Regions from separate parts of the Mus musculus genome. Here region 1 is linked to region 2. A link is a loop called in an ENCODE intact Hi-C map of the cell type or tissue named here. Cell type or tissue: heart. All regions are shown on one strand. Each heading gives the region's core, and the rest is flanking DNA. Links, peaks and the distances in the headings are about the cores only.

Region 1 (12,161 bases), core at 1,283-9,282, 67 kb before region 2:
TTAAAGGACCTAACGTAGCACCCGTCGTGTTCTCTGGTCTGTGAATGTTCCTTCTCTATGGTTGAACCACTTGGACATGATGCCTGTTTGTCCTGGAGGTTTGGGGAGGGGGCTGTCACCCCAGGATATCTTTCTTTAAGATCAGGTCCTTCACTTTCACCCATAGCCTCAGGGTACTCCTGATGTGGGGAGTTGCTCCAGGACCCTTCCCTTCTCAGCCCTGACAGCCTGTCCCACACCCAGCCTGCTGAAGTCCCTGGCCTTCCTCTGTTCTCATCCAGGGGCACAGCAGCTTCTTCCCATTCTGGTGGCTCCTGAGGCTGGGGCAGGAGGAATGGAGCATGAGGCAGCAGTGGAGCTCCTTGTTTGCCCAGCACTTTGCTTAGTCTGTATGCTCTCTCCAGGATCATATGACAGATACCCATGTCTTACCCACCCTAGTTTACTCCTCTCTTCCTTCCTGTCCCCAGTGCTGCTGGGGTACCAATAGATCCTGTGCTTTCCACAGGGTCTCTATCCTCTGGTGTGGCCTGGAGTCTACTGCCTCTCCCCATTACAGCAGAATAACTGAGTCTCTTATGACAGATATTGAGACCCAAATAGTCTTAGGCTGGGCAACAGCCTATTCTGGAACCCGGCATGGCAGCTCATACTTACAATTCTAACTATACAAGGCCAAAGCAGAAGGAACCAGGCAACTTCAAGTTCCTGCGTGTGCAGCTTAGTGGCTCAAAACTGAAAGTGAAAAGATGGCTCAGTGGAGGGATACAAGGCTGGTACACAGGAGGCCCTGGACCCATCCCTGCCCTGCAGAGAGCTCATTTTCTATTCCCCTTGGGGTCCACTACTGGGTATCCAAGGATCTCAGGCTGGCAGCAGGTCTCCATTCTCAGCCCACAGAATTTAGAGTAGGTTTGACATGACCTTGGGCACACCTGTCAACCAGTTAGGAGCTCTGTTTGCCATAGCTCTGGGCCATCATGGCCCTCACTAATTATGAAATGGGCTAAGGACCCTCTTTCCAATGGTTGTGGGATCAAATGCTCTTGTGGGTATGATGGCCTGCCCTGGGTGGTGCTTGGAGCTGGAGATGCCAGTTCAACAAATGCGCTTGCCAAGTGACAGCCAGGATCTGGGCAGAAAGCGGTGGGAGGGCAGACCCTGGTGGGTGTGTCAGTAGACAACTATGGAGCCACTACTGCCCAGGATTTATCAGGAGCCACTTCCTGTGAAGGGGGCAGGTTGTGGCTCACACCAAAGGCTGGAGCAGGGTCAGTGAGGGCCCAAGCCGGAGTAAACATAGCTCAAAATAGGAGTGGAAACCAGTGCTCTGGGGACTGCAGGATGGCTTGGTCCATAAAGATGCAATGCCCAGCTCCAGCAACCATATAAAATCACTGGGCATGATGGTATGTACCTGCAATCCTGGTACTGGGAAGATGGAGGCAGGAGGATGCCTGGGGCTTGCTGACTACTCAGGCTAGTCTTATTTGGTGAGTTATAGGCCAGTTGGAGACCCAGTTTCAAAGAGTACAGACAGGATTCCTGGGGATGACATCTGAGGTTGTACTCTGGCCTTCGAGTGCACACAAGTGCACCCCAAACACACAAACATTAGAAGGACAAAACCAATGCCACACCTGAGCGTAGCCAGCCTGAGTGGCCTTGGCCTTCAATGCTTAGCCAACGACTGTGCAAGGATGAGCAGAAGGAAACAGCAACCCTTCCAGTCTGTGGCCTCCAGCCACGCTTTCTGAGCAACTTAAACCCTTATCACACTTTCATTTAAGGAGACCAAAGGTCAGAGATATCCAGCAACTTGGACAAGGTCACAGTGCTGCTTACAAGGCTTGCAATTTAATTTGGAAAGCGACATAGGGCTTCAGCTGGTCCAGCCTGGAGGAGCATGCTCAGAGAAAGGGGCAGTGTTAGGCTTAGCGGGGCTCTGAGATGGGAGTCTGATGGATAACTGTCCTCCCAGACCCACAGGGGCAACTTCAGGATCCTGGGTCCTCTTCTTCCCACATTGTCCTTGCTCTCAGGACCCCTGTTTTGTGCCCAATGACCACATGGTGATCAGAGGAGGCATGAAAGCCCCTGGAACCAGAACTGTGAGCCACATTGTGGGGGCTTGGGACCAAACCAAAGTCCTCTGCAAGAGCAGCAAGTGCACTTAACATCTTAGCCATTTCTCCAGTGCATTCTCCCACTGAAGAACAACGTTTTTGAGATAGGCATTCAGGTTGTGCAGGCTGCCTTGGACTCTGTATGCAGCTGAGGATGGCTTTGAACCTCTGATTTTCCGGCCTCCACATTCCACATGCTGAATACCTAGGAAACCCTAGGCCCTCAGGACTACCATTTTGGGGTTTCTTGGGTGCTGATAATCACAGGGGTTGGAGGGGTGGAGGGGAGAGCCTGGGGGTTGGGTGGGCATCGAGATGTCAAAGAACACCCAAAGGGCTGTTGTTTCTCATCCATGCATGTATATATATATGTGTGTGTGTGTGTGTGTGTGTGTGTGTGTGTGTGTGTGTATGAATGGTTAATTATAGAGTTAGAAAGATGCCTCAGTTACTGTTCATAGTGTTCAGTTCCCAGCACCTATGCTGGGCAGCTCAAAACCACCTGTAACTATGGCTCCAAGGGATCCAAATCCTTCTTGTGGTATCTGAGAAGATCCACATGTACACAGAGGTATATATATACATACAGATACACAGATATACATACAATTAAAAAATAAAACAAATCTTTAAAGATTTACCCTTTAAGAATTTCATACTGCTATACAATGTATATTTAAAGATTCCCACCCCTGCCCATAACACATCCCCTTCCACTGTCATGTGCTCTCAGGGAAGTCAGCCAGGAGTTTGTCCTTTCATGCCTGGGACTGAACACCTTGTATCCACAGGAAGCCCATCAGTGCTGTATAGCCTTGGACATCACCCTCCAAACCTCCTAGACCTTAGAGATTTCTACGGGGCAGAGCACGTCACAGGCTATCTGCCCATTTCACAGGTGTGGGGAACAAGGTTGGTACTAAGCAGCTGGAGCCCTGGTGATAGACTGCTTCAGAAAGTTAGGTGCCAGCAAGCAAGACTTCCCAGAGGTCCTATCACATCCTTATAGCCCTTCAGTGACCCAGGAATGAGAGAGTTGGGCCCTCCGGAGAGCTCTGGCAGAGTGCACGGAGGGCTTGTTCCTGTAGAGTCACAACTAGCTAATGGACAGCTGCGTCCCTGGCCCTGGGAAGGTGCAAAGTGGGGGGCCCTGAGTCCCCACTTCTCAGTACTCTTTCACAGAAGAAACTCTTAGAAGCCCCCTGGCTACTTCCTTCCTGGCTGCAGGCTCGTGAGTAGTTGCTGGGCTTTTCTGAATCTTGGGAGCCTCCTCTCTAACATCCATCCGTATGAGACCAGAGTGGGTAATGGCAGTAACAGCTGTCACATGCACGCTCAGGAGAAGGACCAGGCTACCTGTGAGCCTGGCTGTAAGCCTGGTTGTACTGTGGGGACAGATGGAAAAGACTTGGGTGGGAACCTCTGCCGAGGCCAGGGCCAAGAGCAGCTTCCACCAGGGAACAGGCACTTGGCTTTGGTCCAGCCACCAACCCTGGACAAGGGACAATTACAGCCTAGAAGAGAGATAAGGCTGGTAAACTGAACAATCAGAGGACAGTTATGGCTTAATTGTGCCCCTGGCATCTGAAAGCCCTGACCTGGCCCTCTCACAAATGCCAGAGAGGTTTTTACAAGTTTTAAAAATTCTATAAACTTGAGCTGGAGGCATAGCTAAGCTGGGAGATTGTTCGCCTGACATGCATGAAGCCTTGAGTTCCATCCTCAGGATGTGGCGGCATATGCCTGCAATTCCAGCACTTAGGAGGAAGAGGAGGCAGGAGAGTCAGGAGTTCCAGGTTATTTTCAGCTACATAGTAAGTTTGAGGCTAGCCTAGGCTACAAAATAACCTGTCTCACCACTAAATGGCCAAGTCTCTGAATGACCTTGACTACTCTGTCAGAGTGGTCCTGCAGACCGGCCCCTCCTACCACTGGGACACACCACACTAGCTGAATAAGATCCTGAGGACCAGTGTTGCTCTGCCAACGCCTTTAAATTCTCTGAGCCAGCTGGGATTAACAGCAGTCGCCTTAGGTTGTGACTCACTCAGAGCAGCTCAGAGCACCACACTGCTGTCCTGCCCTGCATGGGTTCCCTGTATGTATGCCCTCATTTGGTCCTTCCTGGGACCTGTGAGGCCAGAATGGCTGCCACTACTTCACACTGTGCACCCAGGAATAAGCCAGGGCCACAGCACAGTACGTTGGATCCTGTATCCAGGCATCTGGTCCCAGGCTCACAGCTCAGTAAACATTCATGTTGCTCTAGGGCTCCAAAGGCTGTGGGACCAAAATCAAAGTCACAGGCCTGGGTGTTCGTCCCATTTGCCACTCTTGCCACTGTGGCAAAGCTAAAGTCACTTCTCTGGCCTTTGCCCTTTCTTAGCAGAGAGGGGCCTGAAGCATCCATGGTGTGAGAAATTTAAGAAACAATGAGGGAGGAACCTGGTAGAAAATTCCCAAAATTATAGCACCGTGACTCAGTTTACCCATCAGAACAAAGGAAAGGGTGTTCTCTAGGGACTGAAGAAAGATTCTTGACTGGAAAGAGAGAGGAATGTGGTAGAATGGGAGACGCAGCTATGCTGCCTGGGCAGGTTTCTAAACCTCTCTGGACTCAGCATCTTCGTCTGCATAAAAGGGCCACTGCCTGGTCTCTTAGCAACGCTCAGTGGCTAGGTTCCTGGCCAAAGTTGAGCTACTGGTGCGCACAATGGCCAACTCTCTTCTGATTCTGCCAGTGTAGCTCCCCCTTTTTTCCTCTTGCACCCCCAAATTCTCCTCCCTCCACACACCAAGAACTTTAAACTCTAAGACAGAAAACTTCAGTTCTGAATATGCTTCAGTTTCCCCCTCTGAGAGGATATCCCCTTAGGGCCAGAACTGTAGGTCACAGGCTCTGTCAGTTGTCCCTAGACAGCCTTGTGTGTGTGGGTGTCTCTAGTCTCTAGGGTAATCCCCAGGCTCTTGATTATCTCTTGTGGCCCTGGGCGTGAGGCCCAGGCAGGCAGGAGGCAGTTGCAGCAAGGGTTTCCGAGGAAAGATGTGAGATACTGGATTGAGTCTGGCAGACAAAACAGAAGGCCCCAGAGGCCAAGGCTGGGGAGAGGGTCTGGAAGCTTGGCTGACCTCTCAAAGCCCAGGGAATACCACAAAGCTAAGATTTTCAGTGGGCTGTCCCCTTGTCCCCCTCAGCAGCCTGGACATGTATCAACCCACCCTTTATCCCTGCTCCTGAGGCATCTGGTAGAGCAACTGTATGGACCTTCTGTGAGGGACCCAGGTTTGAGTCCAGGCTCTAGCAGTGTGACATATCTCAGAGACCCCTTCAGCCAGCTAAGCAGCCTGCCCTAGAGATCGCTAGTCTAGGGCACCAGCTACAGGTGGCCAGTCCCATCTGTGGTCTCATAGGCTCCTTTTGACTTCTGTGAGCTGTCACCTCTCTGTCTTGGGAGCCTCACACCACGAAGCTCCTGAATGGATGAGCCTGGCTTGACAGATCCTGCATGCGGCCAGTTCTGGGTCTTGGGGAAGGGAGTCTCTGGCAGTGTGCATTCCCCTGCCATCCCACTCCAGGGAAAGGTTGGAATTAAGAATGTCCAGATAAAGTCAAGGTCTCCTGCTCCCCCAGGCCACAGCCAAGCCCTCTGTAGCAGTGTGGGAGTCCCCGAGACACCAGCACAGAGGAGGAAGGCTTTGGGCCCCCGCAGGACCTGGCTTCTCATCCTAGAAGCTTTGGCGATGGCTGGGAGCCAACAAACCTGACCTTGGCCACCCGGGGGCTTGGCACACCCTCCCGGGAAGGAGCTCTTCCATGCATGCAGGCTTTCAAGTGCACCTGCAGGTTTTTGTCCTGCCTCAAGGCGACCCCCACAGGGTCCTGAGCCTGCCTCTGACATGGTCCCAAGGGAAAGGAATGTCTTGGGATTCACACCCGTTCCTGGCTCTGTGAGACCGGTCCTGGTCTGGGCATCCCAAGACGCGAGTGCCTGAGCTAACGTCCCTGGGAAGGCAGATGCTCACGGGAGGAGCGGGTGGGCGGGGGCGGGGAGGAGGCTGGAGGCCTGGCGAGGGAATGCAAATTACCGTCATGAATTATGCATCAGCCTCAGCTTCTCACACGTTTGAGGCTGAATGAAATCGTGTTTGCCTGGAGAAGGGGGAGGGGACTAGGGGACAAAGATGAGTAGGGCCTGCCTGGCTTTGGAAGGTGGGGAGAGCTCTTTGCCAGATTTCAGAAAGGACCTAAGAGATGCTTAAGCAGGAGTTGAAGACATCTTCCTGCTGTTTTTTTTTTTTTTTTTTTTTTTTCCTGTGTGATCTGGGGTCAGCCTCCTACCTTTTCTGGTCAGACCTTTATCTTACAGATTTAAAATGCAGTAACAAGCTTATGCCGCGGTTAACACCTTGGCTGTAAGGCCCTATTAATCTATTATTCTGTCTGATCATAGTGAGCTGTACAGGAAACTTGCTATCCATCCATCTATCTATCTATCTATCTATCTATCTATCTATCTATCTATCTATCTATTTATTTATTTATATTTTTTGAAATATACTTACTTTTTAATGCTTTCTCCCTGGATGCAGAGCTAAAATGCTATTTATTTATTTTCTTCGGTTGCTTTGTTTGTTTGAAACAGAATCTGTCTTTATAGCTCTCACTGTCCTGGAACTCACTATGTAGACCAGACTGGCCTCCAACTCACAGAGACCTGCCTGCCCCAGCCTCCCATGTGCTGAAATTTAAGTCATGTGACATTGTGTTGGCGAATGCCATTCATTATAGACATGGTCTTATGTAGCCCAGACTGGCCTCAAAGTAGCTATGGGTTGAGGATGACTTAGAACTTCCGATCCTTCTGCCTGCACTTTGTAAGTGCGGAGAGTAACAGGTGTGCGATGACCGTGCTGGGTTTATGGGGTGCTAGGGGTCAGGTGTATAATAACCATGCTAGGTTATGGGGTGCTAGGGTTGGACCCAGACTTGTACATGCCAGGCAAGCACCCTACAACTGAGCCACGTGTCCAGTCTTTATTGTTTGCTTATTTAAGTTTGCTTTTTATTTATGTGTCTATGTGTCTGTGGGGATGTCCTGTGTGTCTGGGCAGATGCCCCCGGAGACCAGCAGAGGTTGTTAGGTCCTCTGAAGCTGGAGTCACCATTGTGAGCCGCCTGATGTGGGTGCTGGGAACTGAACATGTGTCCTCCAGAAGGCAGCAAGTGTTCTCCACCGAGCCATTTCCCCAGCCCTGACATTTATTGTCTACGTGACCCTCTCTTCCCTGCTAATACCCCTGGGCAATTACCAGAGGGGTGAATCTCAGAGAGGTTAAATCAACGGCTTATGTCATGATGTGGGTAATGAGCAGAAAGAGAGTCGTCTTCAACCCTTCCCTACCCCCATCCTCCTTCTAAAGAAATAGCTCCACTCAGCTCAGGCTGACTCGGTACCCATGCCTTCCCTTCCAGGGATGGGAGTAAAGGCATGGGCCACCATAGCCACCGCTCTCTTTATGTCAGTAACTCAGGCTTGACATGGACTTTCTAAGTAGCTGAAGGTGACCTTAAGTCCCTTCTAACTGCTCCTCCACCTTGGATTCCTGAGGCCTCAGGGTTTATTCCTAGCCCGGGAAGTCATCCATGTAAACTCTCACTCTCCCAGTAGCTACCTGCCATCTCCTCCATGTGGGAGTGGCTGGGAGAGCTGGTGTCTCCTCCTCTGAGGGCAGTGGGAAGAAGGCCTTGGATTTCGTGATCAAGATGGCAATTGTCCAATCCAAGCTCTATGTGAGTTTCTGGGGCTTTCTGTATTCGCAGGAAAACGTTGCACTGGATTGTTTCTGGTTTGTTTCAAAATGGTGCTGTGACCAACTGGTCACTTAGCTACTGCCACCTGATCCCATGTCCTGGTGTTGCCATTCACTCTCAGCCGTCTGTCATCTGTCCATCTATCTATCACACAATCTCACATGACCTCACCCATTTACCTACTTACTTAGCTACTCACTTATCCCTCCACTCAGCACGTATACACCTACCCATCCACCCACACTCCACCCACTCATCCATCCATTCTCCTACCCGACTAGCCATCTGTCTGCCCACTCAGTTGTAGAAATTGCATAGAAACATAAACATTAAAGCCCATATTCGTAACTCAGTAAGGGCAATGTGTCATGTGCTGACCAGGGCCAAGTCTAGCTGGGTTGGACTGGTGGACGTCAATGAAGAGTCCTCCCTGTTCTTGGAAGTAGCTGCTCTGCACTGTTCTACCCTGCCAGGTTCAGGATGCTGCATCTGTTGAGAGTCCCAGGTCAGCCTACCCTGACATCTGCCCATTCCTTATCACTGGTGTTTGGTGTTCCCAGCTATCTTCTCTGTGGGAGGGCTTGTTCCTCCTGACAGCTCCCACTGACTCCCAGAAGCCCTCCACAGCTACCTCCTGCTCTCCACTACCACCACAGACTTACCAAGGTCATTGATGAACTGCTAACTGCCAGGCACTTAGGCACTCTTATCACGGGTACCCTGGCCTTGGTACCTGCTGGCTGACCCTCCTGCCTGCCTCCTCGGCTGGCAGTGGCTCCAGACACCAGCCACTCCTCAGCCTACTGTGCTCTGAAGCAGTCGGCCTACAGATTTCTTCCTCAGCTTCTCGTGTTATCCTATCCCAAAGCTTGGGTCCTCTTGATTCCAAGGTCCCTAGGTCTATGCACCTCATCTCCGTTCTCAGTTCTCCCTAGTCTCCTGTCTGGAGGGACCCTCTGCTGGCCAGAAGACACCCTCCCTCTGAGTCAGATGTCAGCATGTGACCTGAGACAATTGCTATAGGTTGGCTCCTTTTTATAGCCATACAAAGGAAGCCCCTGGAATTACCAAAAGCCATGTAGACTTGCCCTAGACCAGCGATGCTCCTGTGGAGATGCAGACCTGCTCCGGGGTTATGTCCCCGTCCACATTCAGACACTGTCTCTCTCAGGGAGAACGACAGGGGAACCTAAGGAAAGACAAATAGGACAAAGCATCCAGGTGGCTGGTCTGTCACTAGGCCTGGACTCTACCATTAGGACGATCACAGGTGAGAAGGTGGCCAGTGAAGGTACTGCTCTAGGTGACAGTGTCAGTGTGCAGTGCTTAGTACAGTACTAAGAGTCTGAACTCTGGAGATCAGCAAGATGGCTCAGTGGGTAAAGGTGCTTGCTGCCAAGCCTGAGGACCTGAGTTTGATTCCTACATCTCACGGTGGAAGGGTAGAGCCGGCTTTCACAAGTTGTTTCCCGCATTATCCATGTGCTTACACACACCCACATGGTAATGGCTGTGCAAACAGACACACATACACAATAAATACATGTAACAATATTTTAAAATTTTAAAAGGAGAACGAGATCTTTGATTTGGTTTCAGCAACCTATTTTAAAAGGCTTTGACCATGTACAAGAGTTCAAGACAGAGTATACTGAGACACTTTGCCCACAGACACAGACACACAGACACACACACATACCACACACACACACACACACACACACACACACACACACACACACACCACCCAGAGTGTGGGGAAAAAAAGATTTCTGGGGTCAGGGACTTGACTGGGAATCCAGATTCTGTTATTTGCCAGCTGTGTGACCTTGATCAAGTTACTTACCTGCTCTGTGCTTCAACTTCCTCATGAGAATAGAGAGAATATCTGAAAATAGAGACCCTGGTTGGATGTCCTTATGGAGTACCCTGATGATTAGAAGTATTCACTGAGAAGAGTCACTAGAGGCCTCGGAGTTCTTTAACCAGAACACGGCTCCCCATTTCCCTTCCAGAACCTCTTCTTCAGGGGAAAAGCCGGAGGAAGGTTAAGGCCGGGTCACCGGTTGCTCAGGCTGACCTCAAACTTACGAAGTATAAAGAACGACCGTCAGTTTCTGATCCTCCTGCCTCCACTTCTCTTTAATTAACTACTTAATTCATTTTAACATTTTATTGGCTCTTTGTGATTCCCATGCACCCCCGTCCCACTTGTCTCCATGTCCCTTGTACCTGTCCGGTGCCACCCCCCCCTGCTGCTTTGCTTTTTTTTTTTTCTGAGTTTTTGGTTTTGAGACAGGCTCACCGTGCAGGCTGAGCTTGAACTGGAGAGACTCCTGCTTTAGCCTCCCAAGTGATGAGACTCCAGCTGCAGACGAGCACCTCAGCTTCTAGGTCAGCTTCAGATGGCTGAACTGTGACGTCTACAGACTTCCTTAGGACTGACCCCCAACCCTCATGCGAGTGCCCACCACTCCCCCCCTCGTCTCCCTCATCTCCCCCTTCCTCCTCAGTCCCTACACCTGGGTTTCCACTCTGTTTTTGCAGATGGCCTAGTCTTGGGATGGTCTGATTTTTGGACTTTATACTATGATGGCAAAGTGAAGTGGCCCAGGTCCCTAGGTGGGAGCACAAACTCTGCTCCTACCCACTAGAGGCCTGAATGGCCTCATCACTCTCTGGGCCTGGGATCCCCCATTATAACCAAGAGGATCCTGAGCTACAGATTGAACCCGTTGAGGGGTGGGGAGGCAGAGTGGGTGTTGGGCAGACACAATGAAGGCTGTGGGGGGGTCCCTCGGTGCAGTGCCAGGACTCGGAGTCCACTGTGGGCAGTCTCCTTGGCTTCAGGATCTCAGCACGCTTTTAGAAAGGCCCGTGGCAGGTAGGTGAGCATGCTGGCCAGGGATGGGGGCCATTTTCAACGGGTGGACTGCTTCTTGGAGCCCTTTAAATCATTCCCTAGAGGCAGCTGCCTGTGCATAAGGCTGGGGTTGACACCCAGCCAAGAAGGGGGCTCCGAGTGAGCTGCAGAGATTGTCTCCGGGAAGCGGCTTCACGGCTCCCACTATCCACCCACTCACTCACACAGGGCACTTGAGAGCGCCGGTGGAGGGGGCTGCGTGTGCATGTGTTCTCTCTCTCTCTCTCTCTCTCTCTCTCTCTCTCTCTCTCTCTCTCTCTCTCTCTCTCTCTCTCTCCCTCTCTCCCTCTCTCTCCCTCTCTCTCCCTCCCTCCCTCACCCTCCCTCTCTGTGCACATGTACATTCAATGCTAAGCTGCTTGTCCAACTTTGTTCTGCTTGTCAGTGACCACACTGTCACTTAGGCTAAATTCTGAGCCTTCTCTAGAAGGATAGCTCTGCTCCTTCCTGGTCATCAATTACATTAGCCTTCTCTGGAATGGTCTGCCTGCTGGGGGACACAGGGACACCAGGGGTACCTATCTACCCGAGATGGGCCACCACGTTCTCATTCTGATGTAGAACGTTTGTTATGGAGTCTTGAAAGTTTTAGTGTTACTGTCAGCTTCAATACCACATTGATGATGATGTCGGCCTCAGTTTCCCCATCTGTCGAGTATAGACAATAGTCAGGCTATCGACGTCACAGGCTGTGGTGAGGAACAGATGAGTCCTGACTAGGCAACTGGCCATGGAAGGGCACTCCTTGGTCTTATGAAGATGGAGAGGCGTCTTGCTCTACCTGCCTCCCTCAACCTTGCCATGACTGGAGCAGGGTCAGAGATCTGCAATGAGGGACTTTCTTTCCTGGGCTCTGGATGGTGCTTCAGGGATCCCTGACTGTAAGACCCCTCACAGGACAGCTCTTAGCTGACAGCTCTCCAGTGAAGTACAGGTGGCCTTTAAAGAGGAGCAGTGGGTCGGTGTGGATGTCCTGGTTAGGTGATGCTGCTGCTGCTGCTGCTACTGCTGATTTGTCAACTTGACACAAGTCAGAGTCACTGGGGAAAAAAAAGAATCTCAGTGGAGAAAATTCCCTCATAAAATTGGCCTGTCAGCAAGTCTGTAGGGTTCTTCTTGGCTAATGGTTGATATGGAAGGGCCTTTCCACTGTGGGTGGTGCCAGCCCTGGGCAGGTGATCATGGAGTATCTAAGAAAGGAGGCGAGCAAGCCACAAGGACCAAGCCAGTAAGCAGCACTCCTCCATGGCTTCTGTTTCCTTTCCTGCCTCCAGGGTCCTGCCTTGAGTTCCTGCCCTGA
Region 2 (12,161 bases), core at 2,598-10,597:
GTAGAGCTTGCTGCCTCCAGCCCAGGCCGAGGTAACACCTGGCCCGCCAGCTCCTGGCTCCTAATCAAGATATCAATCATGGCGGGGGCAGGGCACACTGGTGCCCAGGGTTCCAGAACCCGCATGAGCAGGTAGCTGGCCTGCCCTGGAGCCAGTAAGGATTGGCAGGAGTTAGGAGCTGGGGGAAGCAACCAGGCCCCCAAAACGGAGCCCTTAATTAGGCTGATATCATCCGGCACAAATGTTTCTCCTAAAGGAAGGCTTCTGGGCACCCAAATTATATCGTGAAAAATGCAAAGGAGGCTGGAGAGACGGCTCAGATGGTGAAGTGTTTGCCATGCAAACACAAGAATCCAAGTTCGATCCCCAGAACCCACATAAAAAGAAAAAAGAAGAAAGCTGGGCATACTGGTGTGCACTTGTAGTTCAGCTCTGGGGATGAGGCCAGGGGATCCATGGACCCCACGGCCAGCCAGACTAGCCTAACTCAACAGCTCCAGGTCAATAAAGAAACCCTGTCTCATAGAACAAGGGCTCTGGCACTAAAGGAATGATACCTTTTCCTCCACAGAACCACAAATCTGCATGCTCTCATACACATATGAACACATACATATACATACCTACACACACCACACACACACACCACACACACACACACAAATATACACACATACATACACACATAGATATTCATACACTCACAACACATCATATACACACAACACATACAAAACATATATACACATACATATACACATACATATAACACAAAACACATACACGCACATCCATATACAACATACACACACACACACACACACACACACACACACACACACACTCACAGTGCAAAAGCAGGAGAAATGAGAGCCTTTCTGAAGCCAAGGACTGAAGGGCAGGGCAAGGCCGGAGATGAGCGTGGACTTGGCCAAGGCCTGACTGTTGACTCCTGTCACTTTGTACCTTGTTCAGGATTTCTTGAACTGTTTTTAGGAGTGACAGTAAATGTCTCATATCCTAGAGTAGTGTGGAGACTACTCAGTGGATAAAGTGCTTGAGGGGCAAGTGTGTGGATTGGAATCCGGCTCCCCAGGACTCCAGAACTCGCTTAAAGCCTGTTGGGTACTGTGACTAGCCTGCAATTCCAGTGCTCTGCAGGCAGGGACCAAAGAGCCCTGAGGCAAGATGGCTACCTAGGTGACTCCCAAGTTCAGAGAGAGAGGGCCAATAATGAAAGACACCAATGTCAGCTTCTGGGCTCAAGACAAAGTGCACATAAATGCACCAGACACATAAAACCACACATATTCCAACAAACACACACACACACGCACACACACACCGATGCAAGAGGTCTGAAAGATCAGATGTGTTATCTTCACATGTTTTGTAGATGAGAATGATCTCACAAAGGTGACTTTTTCGTATCACAGCTGTTTGATGGCAAGTGGCCTGTCCCTTCTAGACTTGTGCCCTTGGAGACTCTATGTGGAGTCCTCACTGCTGTGCTGGCTGGATGGCTGATGGCAGCCACCTCTTCCCTGGGATTCTCTGCTGGCTCTGAGATTAGGGAGAGCAGTAAGGTTACAAAGAAAGGGGAGGCCTGAGGCCATGCCTTGTAATACCAGAGACTCAACCAGTCCAGGCTGGGAAAGAGGATCCTCACTTTTGGCCTTGTCTAACTCTGAGTAGGTGTGGTGTGCTGGCAAACTAGGGACCCCAGTGCTTCTAATGGCCAGATATTTGGATGCTTCTGTGTTGGCTGGCTGTGCAGCACCAGGCTCCAGAGGCAACCTATGGGTACTATGTCAGTGGGGGTTCATACTTGATGTATGTATGATGCCTGTACCTTAGTGACCTCACTTTAACAAATGATGCCAGTAGTCCCTGACGCACACTCCTTTTTGAGAATTGAATGAACGTCTTCTGTGGGACAGTCCCATCCATGGTTTGCTGTGGGGAGCCCAGGGAGCTCCCATGTATCCTTGTGATGTGACCATGTATCCCCATGATGTAACAATGTATCTCTGTGATGTGGCCATGTATCCCTGTGATGTGACCATGTATCCCCACAATGTGACCATGTATCCCCACAATGTGACCATGTATCCCCACAATGTGACCATGTATCCCCACAATGTGACCATGTATCCCCACAATGTGACCATGTGTCCCTGTGGGGACAATGGCACATCAAATTGTCCTTTCCATGAATGGTCAAACACTGCGCCAAGAGCAGGGCACACAGTAGGCATTTTGCAACATGCTGAGCTCTTAGCTAAGGGTTGCTATAGCTCTGGGACTGGAGAAGATAGGGACAAAAGAGTCCAGCCCATCAGATTAAATACAGCAAAGAAAAGCAAAGTTTGTGGTGGCTGAGATCTCAGGAGGAGGAGAAAGAAGAGGAGGGACTGGCGGCTTTGAAACAAGGTCTGTCAAGGTCAAACAAGGTTACATTCAAAACATGGTGGTGTAGAGCAACTATCAATATTTAATGTTGCTTCCAGTTCTATGGATTAGAATCTAGGAGCAGATTAGACATGTGTGTCTCCTGGGGTTAAAGTGGGCTGTGCCTTGAGTGATGGTTATACTTCATATAGAACATACATGAAGCCTGAAGATAGTTAGATACAATCTTTTCAATTTGTTTTAATGTGGGTCATTTCCCACTTGTGACATCAGGTCCATGTTCAAAAGAGTCAAAAGAATTTAAAAATATTTCAGGCTTTGAATTGGAGGGTTAGAGATACTCAATCTAAATTTTAAAACCAATATGGAAAGAAAACAGGGGCTTTGCGTATTTAACTCCAAACCTTTTCGGGAGGGGGTGTCAAATAGTTCCAGTGCTCAGGGGTCTCAAGTTCCCTAATTCAGCTCTAAGGGGATGGGTAAGGTAGACACAAAGATAGAGCTACAAAGCTAGCTGTAGGAGATTATATAAATAAAAAAAGTAGAAACAAACATGCTGTTCAACAATGGGGGATTTGCCAAATACATAAGGGAACACTGCATGCCTAGATCTGGTGGTCATTAGAAAATGTGAGCCTGGGTAAAGGTTGGTGGACAATGCTCAGTTAACAGGCATCGATGCTGTGACAGATTTATGCTTATTAAGTGTAGAGCACAGAAGCAAGGGCTGGGGAGATGGACAGCAGTGAAGTACTTACTGGAGAAGGACTTGAATTTGCTCTCCCAGAACTCGCAGAAAACAGCTAGATGTGCCCATTAGTCTGATCCCATTCCTCGGGAGGCAGAGATAGGAGGATCCCTGGGGCCTGCTAGATTCAGATCTACTTGAATGGGTGAGCTTGAGGTTTGGCAGAGAGCTTGTTTCAAATAATATGGTGGATGGGCTAAGGAGATGGCTCAGTAGATGAAGGAACTTGTTGCTAAGATTGCTAATTCAAGTTGGGTCCCAAGCTAGGACTCACATGGTGGAACAAGAGCACCAACTCTTGCAAGTAGTTCATGCTACAGGTGTGCTTTGATGCAAGCATGCTCTCTCTCTCTCTCTCTCTCTCTCTCTCTCTCTCTCTCTCTCTCTCTCCATCTACACACACACACACACACACACACACACACACACACACACACACTTTAAGCTATTCCCAGAAAGCCAACAATAGACACATATAGCTGATGGAACTGCAAGTGATGTTTATCATATTTTATTTTGGTTTTGTTTGCCTGTGTTTTGCCAATGTTTGTTTTTTTTTTTTCCTAAAATGACTATATGTCGCTCTGGCAATTAATTAGAAGCTTAGAATATTCCCATGGAAAGGACCTGCTCAGCATCTGCTGAGCTGTCTAACATTCCTCAAGGGCTCTGATAGCATGAACTCGTAGCCTAGTACTGTGGGGCAAGATGGGGGGCCAGCACTCCAGAAACAAAACTACCAAGAACTCTTTTAGATCATTCTCTGGGCATGAGCATGCCCAGTGAAGGGGGAAAGATTCCTAGCGCAAATTGCACCTCACAGGAGGAGTGAGCAGAAGTGGACTAAGTTGATCAGGGGAACACTGTGCCAGGTGCCTGCCTTGCAGGAAGTCTGTGGCATGGCTGGTACCCTTTCCCAAGGGATCCCCGATGAAGGGGGCCTGAGAGAGACTCACCAGATAGCCACATAATGTCCAAGCTAAGGTCTGGAGTAGGGTGGGGATGGGGGACAATGACACAGACTCTAGCTGGAGGATGCAAGTGGCTGGCCTCCTGGTGGCTGGACCAGTGAGGCACGCGGCATTTGCAGCCTCTCCCGTGCTGGCCACTGACCTGTTGTCCTTAGACAGCATCTTTCAGAGGTAACGCTGATACCTTGTAAGGATTCACTGTGATCTCCTGCCTCAGCCCTGGCTCCTGGAGCTTTTTAAGTTGGAGAAGAAGCCCCTGGGGATGTGCGCAGGTAAGGAAGGTCAAGCGGCAGTCCTGGCTACTGTTTTTGTGCTTGCCCTGTTGTCAGTCTGATGACAGAAGGGATCAGTCGAAAGCCACTGAACTTCGATGGAAATCTAAAGAGCCTCATGGCTGTTGTCACGGGCACTGGCTTCATCTGAGAGACTGGCAGACGCCCCAAAAACTGTGTGTCCTCTGGGATGAATGATCTTTTGGAAATGTCTGCATCTGCTGTGGTGATGCATCTCACCACGAGAGGAGGGCTTCCTGGAAGAAGCTTACTAAAATGTGAGATGAACGGGCTGCAGGTGTCGCTTGGTGGGTAAAGTGCTCGCCAGGCGTACACGAAACCCTGGGTTCTATTCCAGCACCACAGAAACCAGGCATGGTGGTACGAGACTGTAATCTCAGTACTTGGAAAGTGGAGGGTGAAGGGTAAGAAGTTTGAAGACATCCTTGGCTACATTGCAACTTGGAAGTTAACCTGAACTACATTGGATCCTGTTTCAAATTCAAAATAACACTAAAGTAAACTAAATGGGGATAATTATATTAATTGGGTTATAATGATGAGCAAACAGGTATTCGCAGAAGCTCAGAGCACCTTAGGTTTCCTGGGGCTACTCTGGTTTGGTAGCCAGATGTGATAGTAGAGCCAGATAGCAGGTGTCTCATTGGTTACCTGGGCTGCTATGGAGGCAGGTGGGGATGGCACTCTGGTGTAGACACTGTCAAAGCCACCAGGGTAAGCAAAATGAGTTGGATAAGGAGTGTTGATGAGGAGTCCGGGAGAAACATTGTCTCTATGATCCTGGATGCTGGGGATCCTGATGGCAGGGCAGTGGGAAGTAGGCTGAGGTGCTGTGGGGATGCAGAGGCAGCTGCCTTGGTTGTGTAAGTCAACTGGATGTCACCAGTGAGGCTGGAGGCTGGAGTTGTATAATTTGTGTAGTTATGAGAGCAGAGAAAAACCAACCAGGAAACCCTTAGTGTGCGTGTGTGCATGTATGTGTATGTGCCTGTGTAAGAACATGCTAGCATGCTTGTGAATGTGCCTGTGAGTGGGGATCAGAAGAGGACCTTGGGAATCAGTCATCTCCTGACCTGGTTTGAGATCAGGTCTCTTGTTCACCTCCACAGAGGCTGGGCTAGCTGGCCTGAGAGTGTCTGTGGATTCTCCTGTCTCTGTCTTTCATGAGCAGCATGGAGTGCAGAGATCACGGATGGGTACCGCCTTGTCCAGCTTGTATGTGGGTTCTGGGATCTGAACTCGGGTCCTCGTGTTCATGCAGTAGGCGCTTTGCACACAGAACCATCTCCATCTCCCAGCTCTTGCTCAGTTTCCTTTTTAAAAATTCCTCTTTTGGGGAGAAGAAACGGGAAGTGAGTCTCACTATGTAGCTAGCTATGGTTGGCCTGGAATTTACCATATAGACCAGGCTGGTCTGAAACTCACGAAGACCTTCCTCTACCTCCCAAGTGCTGGGATCAAAGGTGTGTCCCACCATGCTCAGCAATTCTCACACCTCAGCTTTGTTAAACCTTGCCTTATTCTGTAACGTGTAAGATCCTGCAGGCTGCACCAACAGAGTAAAGATCCCAATCACCCCCACCTTATCAGCTATTTCTGTTTCTCCAGATCCCCCTTTCCAGGGACTAGGGGTCTGAACTCTCAAGTCTCTGCTGGTCACAGTCAGGTAGCCTACTCCCCCACAGTCAGCAGCTATGTTTCTTTCCTGGTGCCTATGGTTCCTGACATCTGGGCATGCAGTCTAGGGCCTTTTCCTGAGGAACTACACATGTGTATAATACTAGACAGCTGGTCCCTCGACCTTAGCCGTCACTCCTAAACTCTACAGCACAGCTCAGCTCCTGATGGAGGCCCTGGCCCGCTCCACTAATCCAGAGAGGGCAAGTGAATGAGACCGGTCCGAGCCCAGAGAGATATGGGAGGAGTGGGGTCTGCTCATGGTGACTGCAATTCCTGTGGGGAATTGTCCCCTCTCTCTCTGAGTGCCTTCTGAGAAATGGCATGTGAGGGCAATTTTTGGCCAGACAGACTCAGGGTGGACAGTGACGTGAGAGCCCAAAAGAGCTAAAGCTAAGGCTCTTCCAATCACCCTGGGAACAAGAGCTGCGGGGCACTGACCCTTGTCTTTGAGTGGGTGGGATCTCCTTTCCTTTCCTTTCTCTCCCTCATGCCCCATCTCCCTCACTCTTTGTGACAGGTTTATGTGATATTGGGCTCTGTACATGGTAGGCAAGCACTTACTGATCTGTACCCAGAGACCTCCCGATGACTGCGATCTCAGCTGTTTGCTACTAAACAGATGCTCTGCTATGTAAAATCTTTTAATTTTCTCGTGCATTTGTCTCTTTGTTGTGTGGCTTCTTCCCCTTCAGGTCTCTAAGCCTGAAGAAAAGCTGAGAAGAACACTGTCCCCTGGCTGGCTTTCCTGAGAGACACCCCAGCCATCTCACCTTTCCATGGTGCAGTGTGGCCCGCAGGTCTTTCTGCTAAGGCCGCAGGAGCCAAGAGCCAGAACCACCCGGCTCAGCCGCTCCCGAATTCCTGTCCCTCAGGAACTGTGTGAAATAATCAGTGCTGAGTGTTGTTCTTAGCTCCCAACCTTTGTGGGAATCGGTTATGCAATGACCGAGAAACTGACAAGCCCAGAGTGGAAGGAGAGAGCGAACAAGGTCTGGGCAGGGTTGCACAGGTGGGTGGGCCAGAGTCAACAGACCTGCAAGGCCTCTAGAAAATGATGACTTCCAGGCATGTCCAGCCAGTGTCCCAGGATAGCTAGGAATGGAGCCCAAAACATCTGATGACCAAAATAATTATGGCACTGTGTCAAAAAGATTAGGCACTCCTGCAAGAGCCTAAAAAGCCCTGAGGTTCAATAGAAGGACACAATATCCCAACAGAGAGTGTCCTGGGAGTTTGTGGGGAGGGAAAGAGAGAGACAGAAAAGCAAAAATAGGTGTGTATGTGTGTGTGTGGAGGGGGGTCTGCCTCAGACTCCCTGTGAGAGACCTTGACTTGACTTAAAGAGGAGTCTGGGAGCAGCACTGCAGAGGGACAGGCATACTTTAAAGTAGACATGGAAAGCAAAGGAGAACGGTGACAGTAGGGTCTACTGTTCTTGCTCTGGACATCAACTGTACGGTGGCTCCCAAGTAGATGAAGGTCTAACTAGGATGTTGGTGGTCAGGGAGTCCCAAATCAGAGGTACCCTAACCATGAAGGGTGCAGTCAGAACTGGGCTCTTGAGATGCTCAAAGTCCTTGGATGGATTAGCAACAGACCCCATCACAGAGGAGAGAGAGCTGAGGGCATCAGGGTTAGGTGAAGAAGGGACCCCCCCCCCCCTCAGAGGTCCAAGGTGAACAGTCAAGTTGGAAGCAAGTAAGCCAAGCCCAGACACTAGAAGGTCAAGTGGGACTTACTCATCTGGTGCCATCTTGCTCCATTGGGAATGAAGGTTGTAAGAAATCATACTTGGTATTTGGAGAAATGAGTGAAACATGAAGAAATAAGACGTGAGAAAGCTGCCCTGTCATAGAAGCTACTCTGAGAGGACAGTAGACAGAAGAGGGGACATCAGTCCCCATCACAGGGGCCTCTCCACACCTGGACTTGAGGACTCAGCATGGGCAGGCTCCCTCCATCCTGAGCCATCCTGTCTCCAGGTACTTGCACGGGCTCTGCCCTTCTCCTGGGGTGACCTTTCATGGCCTTTCCTTTTTCCCTTCTGTATGTGTATGTACACATTACAGGATCAGGTGTGTGTGTGTATATACATATACTATGTGTACATGGGTGTGGACACCAGAGGACGAATTTAGCTCTCCTTCTTGTTTTTTTGAGACAGGGTCTCCCCCTGGCCTGGATCTTGCCAAGTAAGCTGGGATGGCTGTACCAAGCTCCCAGGATTTGTTTCCACATTCCTTGTTTTCTTGTTGTTTGTCTGTTTGTTTTTTAACATGAGTTCTGGAAATTGAATTCGGATCAATTGAGAACACTCAGATCTCCTCACCCCCAATCTCTTTCTCTTTAATGTATTGTTTTTGCTTTGTTTTTTTAAGGCTACCATACATAGTAATGGGGTTCATTATGGGATTTTCACACACAAACATCAGTGTCATTTGGCTTTAGATCTAATTCATGTCACTTTATGTCACACCTGTTCATCCTCTAGGTCACTGTAGAGATGATGCTTCCTCAAGGAGTCCCTCAGTGTCCACACTAGTTGAATTCCGTGTCATGGTCCATGGCAGACATACTATGACAGGCCATGTGAGTTGTGTTCAGTTATGATGCTTCCTCTCTCAAAGCAGGGCTTAATGGGGAGTGTGGCTTATGTTGAAGCCGGCTGTTGAGAAGCAGGTTCCGGGTGGGTTCTCAGCACCTCTGGCTGGAACCATCGTTTCTGTGGGAGTGTCCCCTTGGTCTGAGAAGATGCTTTATAAAGCAGGCCGTGGTTGCTGCAGGCTTATAACTGATGAATGCTCAACCCTAAAGGGGACATTTATAGTGACCTCTTCCAGGCTCGGGGTATACTAGTGAAGAAATGGGAGGAATGTAAGGGCCTAAGGGAGCGGTAGAGTGCCATGGAGTTCAACATCAGGACATGATATCACTGTCGTAATCTTGGATCCCCAGCATCTATGATTATCTGCAGAAGACCTGCAGAAGGCTGGGTCCATCAGCTTTCCACCCCGCAAAGCCCCCCATCCCTGAAGATCTCTCAGAAGTTAATGGTTGTTGTGAGAAGAAGGGACGTTTTCTTCACTGGCAAGCTGCCCATGTTCCTATAAACAACATTCATGACAACTCATCGTTGTACACAAACCCCAAGCCCCAACAGACCCTTATTTTCTAGAAGGTGCTAAGTGACACAGATAAGATAGCAGAGTGAACACACAAAGTTCAGACTGTGGCTTCTCTGGGCTTTCTTGGGGACATTTGAAGAGTTCTGTGGCCAGATGGGATCAGGACTGGTTGTGGGATGAGGGCTGGGGAAGCATGAGTTCCACTGCTCTGACTTTAGTGTGGATTGCAGGGACACAGTTTCTCTTACAGAGATCCCACTCGCTCTGCTCTCATCTCCACCCCAGTCAAATGTCCTTGGGTAGGGTTATACATAGGTGTTACTATTACCTGGTTATTGTTTTCATTTGGACTTTTAATCTGGAATGAACTAAAATCCAGAAATGGAGGGCACAACTATGGATCCAGATCTCGAGGCTGGAAGACACAGGCTTTTGATGAGGATCTTGAGGAATAGTGGCCATGCAAAGCTTCGTCCCAGGCAGGGTGGTTCATGTGTTTAATCCCAGGCAAGCAGATCTCTGAGTTCCAGGGTAGCCTAAAACAGAACAAGTTCTAAGTGAAGAAAAACTTAAATCCAGGTGTGGTGGTACATGCCTTTAATCCCAGGATTCAGAAGACAGATCTCTGAGTTCAAGGTCAATCTATAGAGCAACTTCCAAGACAGTCAAGCTTAGGCAGTGAAGGGGTTGGAAAATGGAAATCTGGTGATAATGTAATAATACAAGGGGGGCATGTACTAGCTCTTGCAAGCAGCAGAACTCTATAGCTTCGGCCATGTGGCTCTGGCTTTAGAATCAACAGTAGAAGGAGGCTACTGGGACAATTGATGATGCTGGTTAGCTCCAGCTAAGAAATTAGCGAATAATTAAGAAGAGACCAGCATCACTGAGATGAAATCTCCTGAGAAGTGTTTTCTGGGAACACAAAGAAGCTGTGTCTCAGAGGTAGCCAAGGTTGTACCTTATACTGCAGCTGGACTTGGCAATGTATAAGAATTATCCAGGTGGTACTGGTTTTGAAAGCATGAAGGGGTCATGGAGAACAGCTGAGGCTTGGCACTGTGAGAGGCCATTGGTGAAAGTGCAGCATCTGTTACAGTTGATGGCCCAGGACTAAAAGGGTCATGCAAAGGAGTTGAAGCTTGGCACTATGAAGAGAGCCTATGAGAGGTTATTGGTGAAGCCTAGTCACTGTGAGAAACCTCAGCATGTAGAGATGCCAATACCATGGAATGATCACCAAGAACAGCAGCAGTAGTGGAGTAGAGTCAACCAGAGCCTTGAGTGCTACAGAGCACAGAGTTAGAGAAGTGATTCAAGCCCTTTGGAGAAGCCCAAAAGATCATGTGTGGATCCCTGACACAGGAACAAGAAGCTGTAAAGTTGAAGTTACCTTGGATACCTCAAGATGTTAGAGATGCAGAGCCATGGGCTACCTGCGGAGGAAAACTGCTAACAGGGAGTGGAAACAACTCAGGAGAAAGATGTTTGTTGCAGTCATCAAAGCAAAAAGGAGGAGATCTGATGAATGCTTTGACATCAGACATGGAGACTGAACTTTGGACTTTTAAACATTGTTGAGACTGTGATAGACTGGGAACTTTTGAAGTTGGATTAAGTGTCTTATGCATTATGCTAAGTTTAGGTATGGGTCCCTTAAACTCATGTGTTTGAACAAGCCTATGAGGGCCAGGAAGTGGAATGTGGTGATTTGAATATGCTTGGCCCAGGGAGTGGCACTATTAGGAAATGTGACCTTGTTGAAATAGGTGTGGCCTGTTGGAGGAAGTGTGTCAGTGTGGGTGTGAGCTTTGAGACCCTCCTCCTAGCTTCCTAGAAATCAATCTTCTCCAGTTTGCCTTCAGAACAAGATGTAGAACTCTCAGACCCTCCAGCACCATGCCTGCCTGGATGCTGCCATGTTTCCTGCCATGATGATAATGGACTGAACCTCTGAAATTATAAGCTAGCTCTAATTAAATGTTTGCCTCTATAAGAGCTGCCTTGGTCATGATGTCTCTTCACAGCAATGGAAATCCTAACTCGGATACCCACAAAAACTATTTTTCAAAAAAAAGTTTTAAAATTTTATTCTTTCTTTCTTTCTTTCTTTCTTTCTTTCTTTCTTTCTTTCTTTGTTTATTGTCTGTGTATGAGTATGTAGAGAACCATAGGTCAGAGTACAACTTGTAGGAATCAGTTCTCTCTTTCCATTGTGTCCAAATTGATTCCCAGCAACCAAGGACAGATCACCAGACTTGGTGGCAAGCACTTTTACCCACTGAGCCATTTCAGCTATCCTTAGTTTTTGAAACAGTGATTCTCACTGAACCTGGAGCTCACTGGCTAGATAGATTGTCTGTCCTCACTTTCCTGGTGCCAGCTTGACAGGCATGTTGCCACACACTCCTTTTTTAAAAAATGAGGGTTCTGTGGAATGGGAACTTGGGTCCTCCTGCTTGTATGGCAAGCACGTTATTGATTGAGCCAATTCCCCAGACCTTGGGAATGTCTAGTAGCAGCTTTATTTATAAATCAACCAGAAGTGGGCACAACCCAGATATTCTTTCTTCTAAAGGAGACCGTAAAAAATGTGCACACTGTGGCACACTGCCCAGCACTGAAGAGGAAGGAGCTACGGGCCAGTAAGATGGGCCAGTGGGGAAAGGTGCTTGCTGCACAAGCCTGATGACCTGAGCTTAATACCAGAACACACACAAAGGTGGAAGATAGGATGAAAGAATGGACTCCCAAAAGCTGTTTTCTGACCACTGCAACATGCTGTGGCATGTATGCATCTGTACACACACACACACACACACACACACGCACATTACATAATAATATCTGCAAAAATAAACCACTAGGATGAAAAGCCAATGATGATGACAGGATTGTTTGGGAGGAGGTATTGATTGGTATCATGTTAATT

What was found. Hi-C counts contacts between places; a loop is a spot of excess contacts. Peaks named below come from ENCODE experiments on the same cell type or tissue, not always from the same donor. Only the 100,000 strongest peaks of a DNase experiment are listed, where the experiment ranks them.
Region 1: a loop joins it to region 2, with 2.4 times the contacts of the local background. A loop is called at or near these places in 2 of 42 quality-filtered maps.

Annotation. Positions count from the first base shown.
Region 1 is chr1:119,382,917-119,395,077 of GRCm38, reverse strand. No RefSeq gene overlaps it. Among named protein-coding and RNA genes, the nearest start is that of Inhbb, 33 kb to the left of the region's middle. In heart, for the core only: no CTCF peak of the experiment used is centred there; DNase peaks (open chromatin) are centred at 3,606 and 5,117; H3K4me3 peaks cover 514 bases; H3K27ac peaks cover 1,529 bases.
Region 2 is chr1:119,316,916-119,329,076 of GRCm38, reverse strand. It overlaps Gm33388 (a long non-coding RNA gene), which reads right to left. Exons shown (of 4, transcript XR_878450.2): 4 at 8,433-9,765. Among named protein-coding and RNA genes, the nearest start is that of Gm33388, 18 kb to the right of the region's middle. In heart, for the core only: no CTCF peak of the experiment used is centred there; a DNase peak (open chromatin) is centred at 7,066; H3K27me3 peaks cover 355 bases.